Linked DNA regions of Homo sapiens: region 1 is linked to region 2. The links are chromatin loops, found by intact Hi-C in ENCODE. Cell type or tissue: IMR-90. All regions are shown on one strand. Links, peaks and the distances in the headings refer to the core of each region. The heading gives the core; the rest is flanking DNA.

Region 1 (5,451 bases), core at 184-5,183, 360 kb after region 2:
GTTATAAGAGACGAGGAAAGACTGAAGAGCCATCTAAGGCTGGAGGAGACCAAGGAGGCAAGACCAAGTGCAAGGTGAAATCTTGGATTGGATCCTGGACCAGAAAAAAAAGGCATTAGCTGGAAAACTGGGAGAATATGAATAATGACTATAGTTTAGTATTGTGTTGTATTAATGTTAATTTCATAGTTTTGGTCCCTGAACTCTGGGTACAGAGACATTAATGTTAGGGCAGTCTGGGTGAATGGTGTACAGGAATTCTAAGAAATATTTTTAAAACTTTTCTGTAAGTCTAAAATTATTTCAAACTAAAAAGGTTGTTTTATGTTGGGAACATTCTAAATCTTGACTCCTAGCTATTTTGAAATATAGAGTTGGCCCTTGAACAAGTGTTGAATTGTGAAGGTCCACTTGTAAGTAGATGTTATTCCACTTCAGCCACCCCTGAGACAGCAAGACCAACCCCTCCTTGTCCTCCTCCTCCTTATTGTACTCAGTGTGAAGATGACAAGGTCAAGACCTTTCTGATAATCCATTTCCTCTTAATAAATATTCAATATATTTTTTCTTCCGTATGATTTTCTTTGTTTTAGAGGCAGGGTCTTACTCTGTTGCCCAGACTTGAGGGCAGTGGTGTGATCATAGCTCACTGCAGCCTCAAACTTCTGGCCTCAAGTGATCCTCTCACCTCAGCCTCTCAAGTAGCTAGAACTACAGGTGCATGCCACCACATCCAGCTAATTTAGTCCATTTTTTTGTAGAACTGGGGTCTTGCTGTGTTGCCCAGGCTGGCCTCAAACTCTTGGGCTCAAGTGATCCTCCCATCTCAGCTTCCTAAGGTGTTGGGATTAAAGGCATGAGTCACTGTGTCCCACCCTTATTTTCTTAATAACATTTTCTTTTTTCTAGCTCACTCTATTGTAAGAATACAGTATATAATACATAGAAGAAATGTGTTAACTGACTATTTACATTATTAATAAAACTTCTGGTGAACAGTAGGCTATTACTAGGTAAGTTTCAGGGAAGTCAAAAGTTATACACAGATTTTCAACTGCACGAGGGGGTTGGCCCTCCCCCTACTCCCATGTTGTCCAAAGGTCAACTGTACTATAAATTCTTGTTACCTATAGTCACCCTACTGTGCTCTCAAACCCTAGAACCTATTCCTTCTAACTGTATTTTGCACCCAATGTTCCCAACACAAACATGATAAATGTTTGAGGTGATGAATATGCCAATTACCCATTACACATTGTATGCATGTATCAAAAAAAAACCTCATCTACCCCATGAATACATGCTACTATTATGCATCAATTTCAAAAACATTTTTTTAAGGGAGGCAGAGTTTGTGGTTGTGAGGAAACTTCTGGTAGTGCCAAAGCTAACCATGAGGGTTTAGGCTGCTGGTGGGAGGATGCAGTGGCTGTGGGCTTCTCCTGCAGCTAGCTGCGCAGGCAGAGGGACGGCTCCTTCCTCCAGCTGGGGAACAATGGTGAGGAGTTATAAAGAGAAGAGCACTCATTAATACAGGATGAGTTAAAGAGCTGTGGGATTGAAAAGACTCATTTGAGGCATTAAAACTGAACATGAAAATGTGATGCATGATGAAGCTTCTGCAAATCCCAGTCTCCAAAAGGCCAGGTGGGGAGTGGGAGAGCAGAGAACCAGGGGAGAAACAAAAGGGGAGGAGCACATTTAGGAACATTGAAGGCTAAGTAATTAGAAAGAGCTCTTCAAGCCTGGGGAAAGGAAAAGGGGCCAAAGGATACTTTGAGAAAATATGATTCAGCTCATCAGTCATTACTAAATTATAGATGATCAGGTAGAGATTGTAAGGTAACTTTCTATTTTAGTGTTCAAATATTTTAAATCTTGCTCTAAATATTACATTTAAAAAATTTTTAAATTTTATTTATAGACATTTTAAAAATGTCTATAGATAGCTGGTGCTCCTTCTAACCTCAGCAAAATAGGGACCCTCCCCGCATGATGGACAGAGGGACCCAAAAGAAAACAATCAAAGAACTCAAAAGGAGAGCCTCAATTCACAGAAATGGCGTGTCTTTTTTCTCTGGAATAAAATAAGTAATTTCATGGGCCCATGAAATGCAGGCAGGCTTCTGATGATTGTGAAATGGAATCTTATGCAAAAAAAAACAAATAGCCTTTCCTTGCAGCCAGCCAGTGTTTAGGCAGCACCTGCCACACACCCAGCACTGGGACAGCTGCCCTGGAGAATACGCAGATGGTGAGTTTTGCTCACCAGAAATAATGAATAAGAATTTCTTGGAGAAAAGCTTTCAGTGCTATTGAAGGCCTGCACACCCCAGGGAGCTTCCACCACAGAGCCAGCAGCAGAGCCCTGAAGGTCCCCGCCAGTAGGGGAGAGATAGACGGTGAGATGGAAGAGAAGCAGGAAGGGAATCAGGAGAGCAGGGAGGCAGTGGGAAATCATGGGAAAGGGAAGAGGGAGAGATGCAGGGGCTGTCCCAGCCCCGGTGTGGAACTTTGGAGGAGAGTAACATCCAGAGAAGGTTCTGAGATGCTTATTTGGTGGCACACTATGCAAACCCCTTGGATGAGGACCTCACTTTTTAAAAAGCCTACAGCACAGTTCTTCACTATTCCTCTGGGCTTATGTTCCTTTGAATTACACTTCATGCAGAGATTGGACCTGAGGGGAACTTGCAATTCAGTGAAGTTACAAATAACAGCCTTGAAGTTTCTTCCAAATGAAATATCCTATGATCTTTGATTATTTCTAGACAACAAAGCCAGGGCCACAGAAGCAGATAAAATAAAGAATCAAGACCTGTATCTGAACACTTAGAACCCCTACATTCTGCTCTAGAAAGAGAGGGGAAGTACTGAGTGCTCTGAATTTGTCCTGTCTCCCATTGCCACACAGGACACCATCATCCTCCCACTTCACGCTTTGCTGTTTTCATGACTAGACATCAGTTTTTTCTTTGACTTGGCCATGAGCAGGGGATGATGGAAATATGAACTGAGCCTTTCAGGTGTTAATTTCTTTTAGAGAGCCTGAATTCCTCCCCTCGGAGCCTCTCCTCTTTCCCTTCTCTGGTCTAGTGATGCTCAGTAGGGACTAGGGCTTGTCTTCCTACCCCCCTGTCTACTAGGCACCAGCACTCTAACAAAAAAATATTTTAAGCCCTTCTCAGACTGCTAAACATGAGAGACAAATCTTACCACATTTTGTATTTTTGGCCCTTTTCCCTTAATTTAGCAATGAGTTCACACCCCCCTACTGCAGTTGAATGTTGAGTCATCCATTCCACTCATGCCCTTTTCCCAGACTTCATAAGACTCATGCTGCAGAGAGGCTTCCATGGAGCCAGGGCAGGCCTAGGTGATTCTACAAACCTTCCCAGCGGTGCCTTCCCAGCAGTTACTGAGATGATGTGAGAGACATGCTGGAAACATTTAAGGCCATAGAGCATGTAAGGCCTTCTACACTGTCCCAATATAACTTTCTAGTCTTTAATTTTCCCCACTGACAGAGCAGGAGCATCGCCATCTTAGACAAGCACCACCATTTTAAAGTTACCCTTGATCAAAAACCACCTAAATCCAAAATGCATCAGCCTAATGGCTAAGGTCAGCATGACCATAAACCACAAATGACACCTCTGACCAGAAACATTCCAACCCTAAGATTAAACCCCTCCCTGACCAGAGACATGCCAGCCCTGAGATAATCTCCCCCCTGCCGGAGAGACGTCAGCCCCAAGATAACCTCGCCTCCGACCAGAGACATTCCAACCCCACAATAAACTTCTCCACACAGAAATATTCCAAGCCTGTGATAAGCTCTTTCACCCTAAAACCAATAAATACTCCTACTCTGTAAGAGAGTGCTCCTGACCAAAATCAGCCAGATGCCCCTCTCAGGTTTATTCTCCAAAATAAACCTGTCTTTGACTGTTGAGCCGCTTTTCCTGTTTCTTTTCTCTTTCTTTAACTCTTACACCCATTATTCGAATATTCTAATCAGATCTATCAATCAAAGCAAATACTACTTGCCAAGAATTGAGCTACATGCTAAGGTTACAGTGGAGCAAAAACAACAAAGTCCCTTTCTTCTTGAAGCTTATAGTCTATTGGATAAATACATATTAAATATTTAACTGCAAAAACAATGTATTTCAGCCATGAAAAGTGCTGTAAGAACTGTAATATAATTTAAAAATATATATATATAGCCTTTGTCCTTAGTTGGTACAGAGCTTCAAAAACCCTTGGAGTTTTGTGAATGATACGAATGTCTTTGTGATGCTAATGAGGTGATGCCCAGTGGGCCCCTACATAGCCTCAGTATGGGGGCTGGCCACCAGTAAGACTAACCATGTGATTATAGGGTTGCACTTCCAGCTGCCCAACCTCCAGGGAATGGAGGCCTCAAGATTGAATTCAACTATGTGGCCAATTATTCAATCTATCATGCTTACATCATGAAACACCAATAAAAACTCTAGACACCAAAGCTCATTGGAACTTTCTGGTTGGTGAAGATGGTATTGAATAAATGGACTTGCTGCCTGACACACATGGGAAGCCAATACTGTGGCACTAGCTTTTGAGAAAAGAAAGGCTTTATTGCAAGACCAGCCAGCAAGGAGACAGGAGATGCAGTTCATATCTATCTGACTGATTTGGGATCTGGGGCAAGTTCTAAGGGTTGGGAGGGCAAGAGAAAGGATTTAGGAATGTTGACTTGGCAGAGTCTGATGGGAGAACTTCAAACAAACCATTTACAGTAAGGATTTTAGTCCCAGATCTTCTGGGCCAACAGATCCCTTTTGAAAGAGCTCCAGCATTCAGGTTCCAGTCATTTCCCAGTCTTTTGGTTCCCCAGAGACGAATCCTTGTACCAGGTGTTGTTAAAGGTCAAACCTTTTTCTATTGCGCATGCCTGGCCTATGTGACTTGAAGTTTTCACTCTGTTATGCCTACAAGGTGACTTGGCGTCCTGTTATCAACAGAATAGGCCTACTTTGGGCTGGTGCTATGGTCACAAACACAGTAATGTGCTGGGAGGAAGAAGCACCTGGATTCCATGGAGAGGGCTTGGGTGCTCTGTCCTCCCCACCCCATCCTATGCATCTTTATTTGGCTGTTCCTCATCAGTATCCTTTGTAACAAAACTGTAATTATAAGCACAGAGCTTTCCTGATTTCTGTGAGTCACTCTAGTGAACTGTTGACACTGAGTTGGGGACTGTGGGAACCCCTGAATTTGTAGCCAAGTCAGGTAGAAGTGCAAGTGGCCTGGGACCCCCAAAGTGTACCTGTCATCTGAAATGGGTACAGTCTTATTGGGGCTGTGCCCTTTAATTTGGGGGCTCTGCACTAACTTTAAGATAGTATCAGAATTGAACTAATTGTGGAACACCCAGCTGGTGTCAGAGCATTAGTGCCAGAATGT
Region 2 (5,315 bases), core at 315-5,314:
ATGTAAGATGATGTCACCTTTGGGGTTTCTTGCTCTTGTCTGAGAACATTAGCTCCTTCTAGTCTAGAACCACTATTCCATCAACACTGACCAGATGGGGAACATGGAGCAAGAGAGGTCCAAAGGAGGTACCCAGGAAGCCCCAACGGAGAAAGTAACCCCAAGACTGAAGCCTGAGCAATTTGGTGGAGGTGCCAGATGAAGAGAGGATGTGTGTGTGGAGAGCACAGAGCTGCAGAGGGAAGAGCAGGGTCGAGGGGAGGGAGGAGCCAGTCATTTCTTAAGTGATGCAATAGCTCTGTGGCTATTATTGCCATTGCAGCTGAAATCCATGTCAGCCTCCTACCAATCAGGATTTCGTATCCTTTAAAACTCCTCTTCCAACTTTAATAAAAATTAAAACAGTGTGCTTTCCCCCACCCCCAATCTGATAATCCACCACCAGGCACACAGGCCTTAGATGAAGACAGATGGTGATCTGTCTTCAAAGACTTTGTCAAGCTTTGTTACAAAGCTTTTTGTTTTCTGTTCATTCCCCAGGTGCAGCTGAGTTCCCAAGCCCTGGTCCTGTCCCTCCTGGGGTGACAGCCTCCACTTTCCAATTCATAATGTCAGAGGCATGTGAGCCAGAACAACTCCATCTTAAACAGGAGCTGGGTAAAATGAGGCTGAAACCTACTGGGCTGCATTCCCAGATGGTTAAGGCATTCTAAGTCACAGGATGAGACAGGAGGTCGGCACAAAAGGCAGGTCATAAAGACCTTACTGATAAAACAGGTTGCAGTAAAGGAGCCGGCCAAAACACACCTAACCCAAGATGGCCACAAGAGTGACCTCTGGTCGTCCTCACTGCTACACTCCCAGCAGCGCCATGACGGTTTACAGATGCCATGGCAACGTCAGGAAGTTACCCTATGTGGTCTATAAAGGGGAGGCATGAATAATCCACCCCTTGTTTAGCATATCATCAAAAAATAACCATAAAAAAGGGCAACCAGCAGCTTTTGCGGCTGCTCTGTCTATGGAGTAGCCATTCTTTTATTCCTTTACTTTCTTAATAAATTTGCTTTTACTTTGCACTGCGGACTGGCCCCGAACTCTTTCTTGGGTGAGATCCAGGAATCCTCTCTTGGGGTCTGGATCAGGGCCCCTTTCCTGTAACAATAATGGCTGAGGAACATCTGAGCCTCCTTATGTAAACATATGAAATTAAAAATGTGTCCATGAGAATACAGCTTCCCTCCTCTCCTCTCCCCACAGGGGAGGTGCTTCCTAGCCCAGAGAGCGCTCCCACAAAAGCGGTATTATCCAGGAGGGATGGCCTGGAGAAGGGAATGGTAAGGGCAGGGGCTTTGAAATTGGTTGGCATTTCCATTTTCCAAGTACCAGCTATACGAATGACATTGAGCAAGAGGCTTAACATGCTTATGACTCTCTTATGAATGGCAAGAGGTACTATCTGGAAGAAATGTTTGTCAGAGTCAAAGAAAGTGATGATATAAGGTAAAACGCCCGCCGGTCACATTCTCTCTAGGGCCTTCAAACAGCACGTTAGTATAATAATTCAGGGACACATTTAAACAGCCCTGTGGGCTGGCCTGGGGACCCATACGTAACCGCAGCAGAGTCTATGACAAATTGCCCCTTTAGTTCCAGGTAACCATGAGATAAATGAACTTTTGTAAAAGTTGATAATTCTTGCAAAAGTTGGGAACATCTTGCATAAGAACGGCAACTTGGAAAGTGACTCGATTTCTAACCACAGTATGAGGAGCTTTGTAACCGATCCTTTGTGTAAAGGCCAAAAACGATTTTCAAGGTCCCATGTGAAAAAGCAGGAGACAATTGCCGTAGCAAATTTATAAAGTGACAGAGTGCGGCCCTTATGGAAAACAGATGGGGCTACTGGGAAAAGGGCAGCCGCATGACGTGCTAGAGACATGAGAACCGAGAGACTGTCCTTAGGTACTTGTGGGTTTTGATGGGATCTGTCTGGAAAGGATACATTTACCATTTGGGAAAACAGAAACCAGGGCAATATGAGTTTACAGGAATGATATTTAAAGGACTCATGTCTTCAAGCTTATGCTCCTTCTTTCAGGATCAGGTTGAATGAGGAGGGGCCGGTCTCTCATGTTACACATAACCTTTGGCATTCCCATCACCAATGCCTGCTATGGCACCTTCCCCTCCCTTCACAGGGTTGAAGGTGGCCTGCTGTGAAGTCAGGGGTCACATGGCTCCTGTGAGCTCCTGGCTCTGAAGGACACACATTCGGAACATACAGCATTTAATATAGAGAAACAATCCTCACACAGAGGTTGCTGAGAGGCTGGCCCGAGTCACAGATGACCTCAGAAGCTGTTTTGAGATTCATTGGAAAGAGGGTTTCTCAGAAAGCCCTCCCTCCGATCAAGCTGAGAGGAAAAATGTTAAATATGAAGGATTGAAATGCTAAAAAAAAGTTATGCCATTGAAGCATACTTTTTGTTGTAGTTGTTTCAAAAGATTTTGTTCCAAAAGCCTAACTTTTATACAGTGCAAGAGGCTGTTTCAAGGTGAGGTTTAGAGGACACACCTGAAACTTTTTAGAATGGCAGATGTCAGACCTCACTAGAAAACTCTGAGGTGGATGGGTTTTGTTCTCTCTCTCTCTCTTCTTCCAACTCCTTGGGTCCAGAACATGAAAACCCAGAAAAAAATCACAGTATTACTCTACTTAGGATGTGACTCTGTAGTCACTGGTTAATCACTGCTCTGGTGTTAGATGACATTCAAATGTAAATGCTGTGATTACCAAACCATCTCAGACTTCTGGGGTAAGTGTTCAGCCAGCACTTCTGATTCACGCTGGGCTGCCTTTGACAGAGTTGGCAGAAAAGAAAAGAAGCAAAAGAGAAGAAACCACACGCACAATTCATTGGTCATCTGTTGTGACCGAAGCTTCCCTGTCAAGCGAGGGGGGTGGGGGCGGGGGAGCGCAGGAAACTGAACACAAGCTGGGAATAAAATTTCAGACTGGGGCCATCCTTTCCACACCTGTAAATCCTTTAAAAGAAAAGTTAATGGATTTTAAAAAAAATCATACAACTTAAGTCTTCTTGTACTTCTTTCATTTCCTAAACAAATCCTAGGGCCCAAGTGATTATCTATATTTCGATTCATGGATAGAGGAAGACATCTGTTCAGTAGCATTAAGAAGAAAATCTTTCTTCTTAATGAAAGATTAATGAAGCTTTAATTAAGATTTCTTCTTAATGAAAGCTGCTAGTTTAGGTTCAGCAGCTCCTAAACTAGCATTTTGTTCCTCTAGGTACATACTATGGGTTTAAATTTTAGGTGTGTCTGCGTGAAAATGAAAACTTATTCTCAGTTACCGTTTTGTTTCAAGATGGAAGCCTCAATTTGAAATCCAGCCCAATGTGGTTTGCTGTTTTAAGGCCATGTGTCTCCTTAACATAACTCTTTTTCAAAAAGTCATTGGGTGGCCAACAAATTGAGATAAAACAAAATTTAAAGGAATACCTTACTTCATTTAGGCAACCGAATACTAAAATTTGAAATTCAGAATGAAGTACAGCCCCAGAAACTATGGAAGTGAGGCCACTAGGGTTCACGGCTCACCTCCTTTGAAACACACACACCTCTTTCTCTCTCCCAGTCTGCAGAGGTCCCTGAAAACAGTGCTTCTCAAAGGTGGGGCCTCCTTGACCCACAGCATCAGAGTCCCCCGGGGCCCTGAGCCCAGATTCCCAGAAACAGATGCTTTCCAGATGGAGCCCAGGAAGCCAGTAGATGGGGGGTCCAGGAGATTCAAACCTTGAGGAGCTTTTGCCGTCAAATGTCAGCAAAATTGCTGGGATTTCTCATCTGCCTGAAACTGCCATCGTACAAATAACACCTTCACATTAGTGCTGGGGATGAAAACCTTTTCCTCCACCCTCCTAGGGTCAGTGCTTGGGGCCTGTGAATTAAACTGACAAAAGACAGGCTGGCAAGAGGAAAGACAAAGTTTAATCACATATGTATACCGGCAGGAGAGTGCAAAAAATGGCTCAGAGAAGAGGTTGGAATTTGGGGCTTTATATACCATCCTAATGCAGGGAAGGGGTTAGGATTTCAAGAGACAAGAAATAGTGGGAAATGACAGAGAAATACACGGGGGAAATAATATAAGAGAAGGTTTGTTTTAGTAAGGTGTGTTTATGCAATTTCTCATCCTGCATCAACTTCTCATCTTCACCTCTGCTGGGAGAAATCTCCCTTAAAGGGGGATTTATGACAGTTGAATTCTTCGGGAAAGCTCTGTTTCTAGGTAGATGGGGGAGTTCCGACAAAGCTGCGTCCTGCATCTGCTGGTTCTCAAATGCTGTCAGCTCACAACAGTCCTTATGGCCAGTGGCATATTCTGGACCACTTCAGCAGCAAACAGAGACACTGCATTTCCACATCTATTCCCAACCACACTCTTGCCTCGTAAACAAGTGCTAATCCCATTTAACAGGGAGGCCCCAAGAGGTTAGTTACCAAATAGGCCTTAGGTCATATGGTTTATAGTATCTAGGACTTGAATTCAGATCTTTGGATTTTAAACACCAGATTTATCCTTTAAGAACGAAGGAAACATCTCCAGCCCCTGCAAATACACACACACACGCACACACACACACACATCCTCATCATTTAGACATAATGTCCTCGTTTTAGACATCTTTTTTTCAATAAGACTAGCACAATTTATCACCATGACCATTAATGAGACCAGCTCTTAACAAGCTAAGCTTATCAATGAGGGCTCTCTCCCATGTTTGTCGAGACGTAATTAAATACTCAGCAGCCGGCCAAATGTCGAAAGACCCTAGGTCGCTCTTGAATTGCCCATCTATCTGCTTCTGAACATAATGACGTTGACTGATGACCTTGGGGAGCTGGCTGTATTTAAGAGAAGAGCCAATCACTGTCAAACATTGGTGCCGAACAGAGAGCAGCCCTTAAATACATACACACAAGAAGCAATGAAAAAATGTTTCATTTGGGAAAGAAGACAGAAGGCACAGGATGGCAGAAGAAGGAACTTACATTCTATAAATATTGAGAATATTTTCTCAAGTAAATTTTAGATTCGATTCGCTTATTCCTAAGTTAGAAAATATTTTAAGAGGATTTTTGCTAAGGGGAATGGTACACGAATTAGAATCTACTGTCCAGTCTCTGACAGCACTGGGGAATGCCTTGGTTTCTGTGGCTTTTTCTTCCAGAACTGCATTGTCCAATACAGTGGTCACATATGGCTATTTAAACTTAAATTAATTAAA

The links. A loop is a pair of places that touch in the nucleus more often than their neighbours do. Peaks named below come from ENCODE experiments on the same cell type or tissue, not always from the same donor. Only the 100,000 strongest peaks of a DNase experiment are listed, where the experiment ranks them.
Region 1: it touches region 2 in a loop (12-fold over the local background); 1 of 110 quality-filtered maps calls a loop at or near these places.

What each region holds. Positions count from the first base shown.
Region 1 is chr6:3,694,501-3,699,951 of GRCh38, forward strand. The region is part of intron 1 of LOC100507336 (a long non-coding RNA gene); the gene reads right to left. Among named protein-coding and RNA genes, the nearest start is that of PXDC1, 54 kb to the right of the region's middle. In IMR-90, for the core only: no CTCF peak of the experiment used is centred there; a DNase peak (open chromatin) is centred at 3,301.
Region 2 is chr6:3,338,817-3,344,131 of GRCh38, forward strand. All of the region lies in intron 3 of SLC22A23 (solute carrier family 22 member 23), which reads right to left. Among named protein-coding and RNA genes, the nearest start is that of PSMG4, 83 kb to the left of the region's middle. RefSeq lists an enhancer at 2,372-3,095. In IMR-90, for the core only: no CTCF peak of the experiment used is centred there; a DNase peak (open chromatin) is centred at 2,845; H3K27me3 peaks cover 657 bases.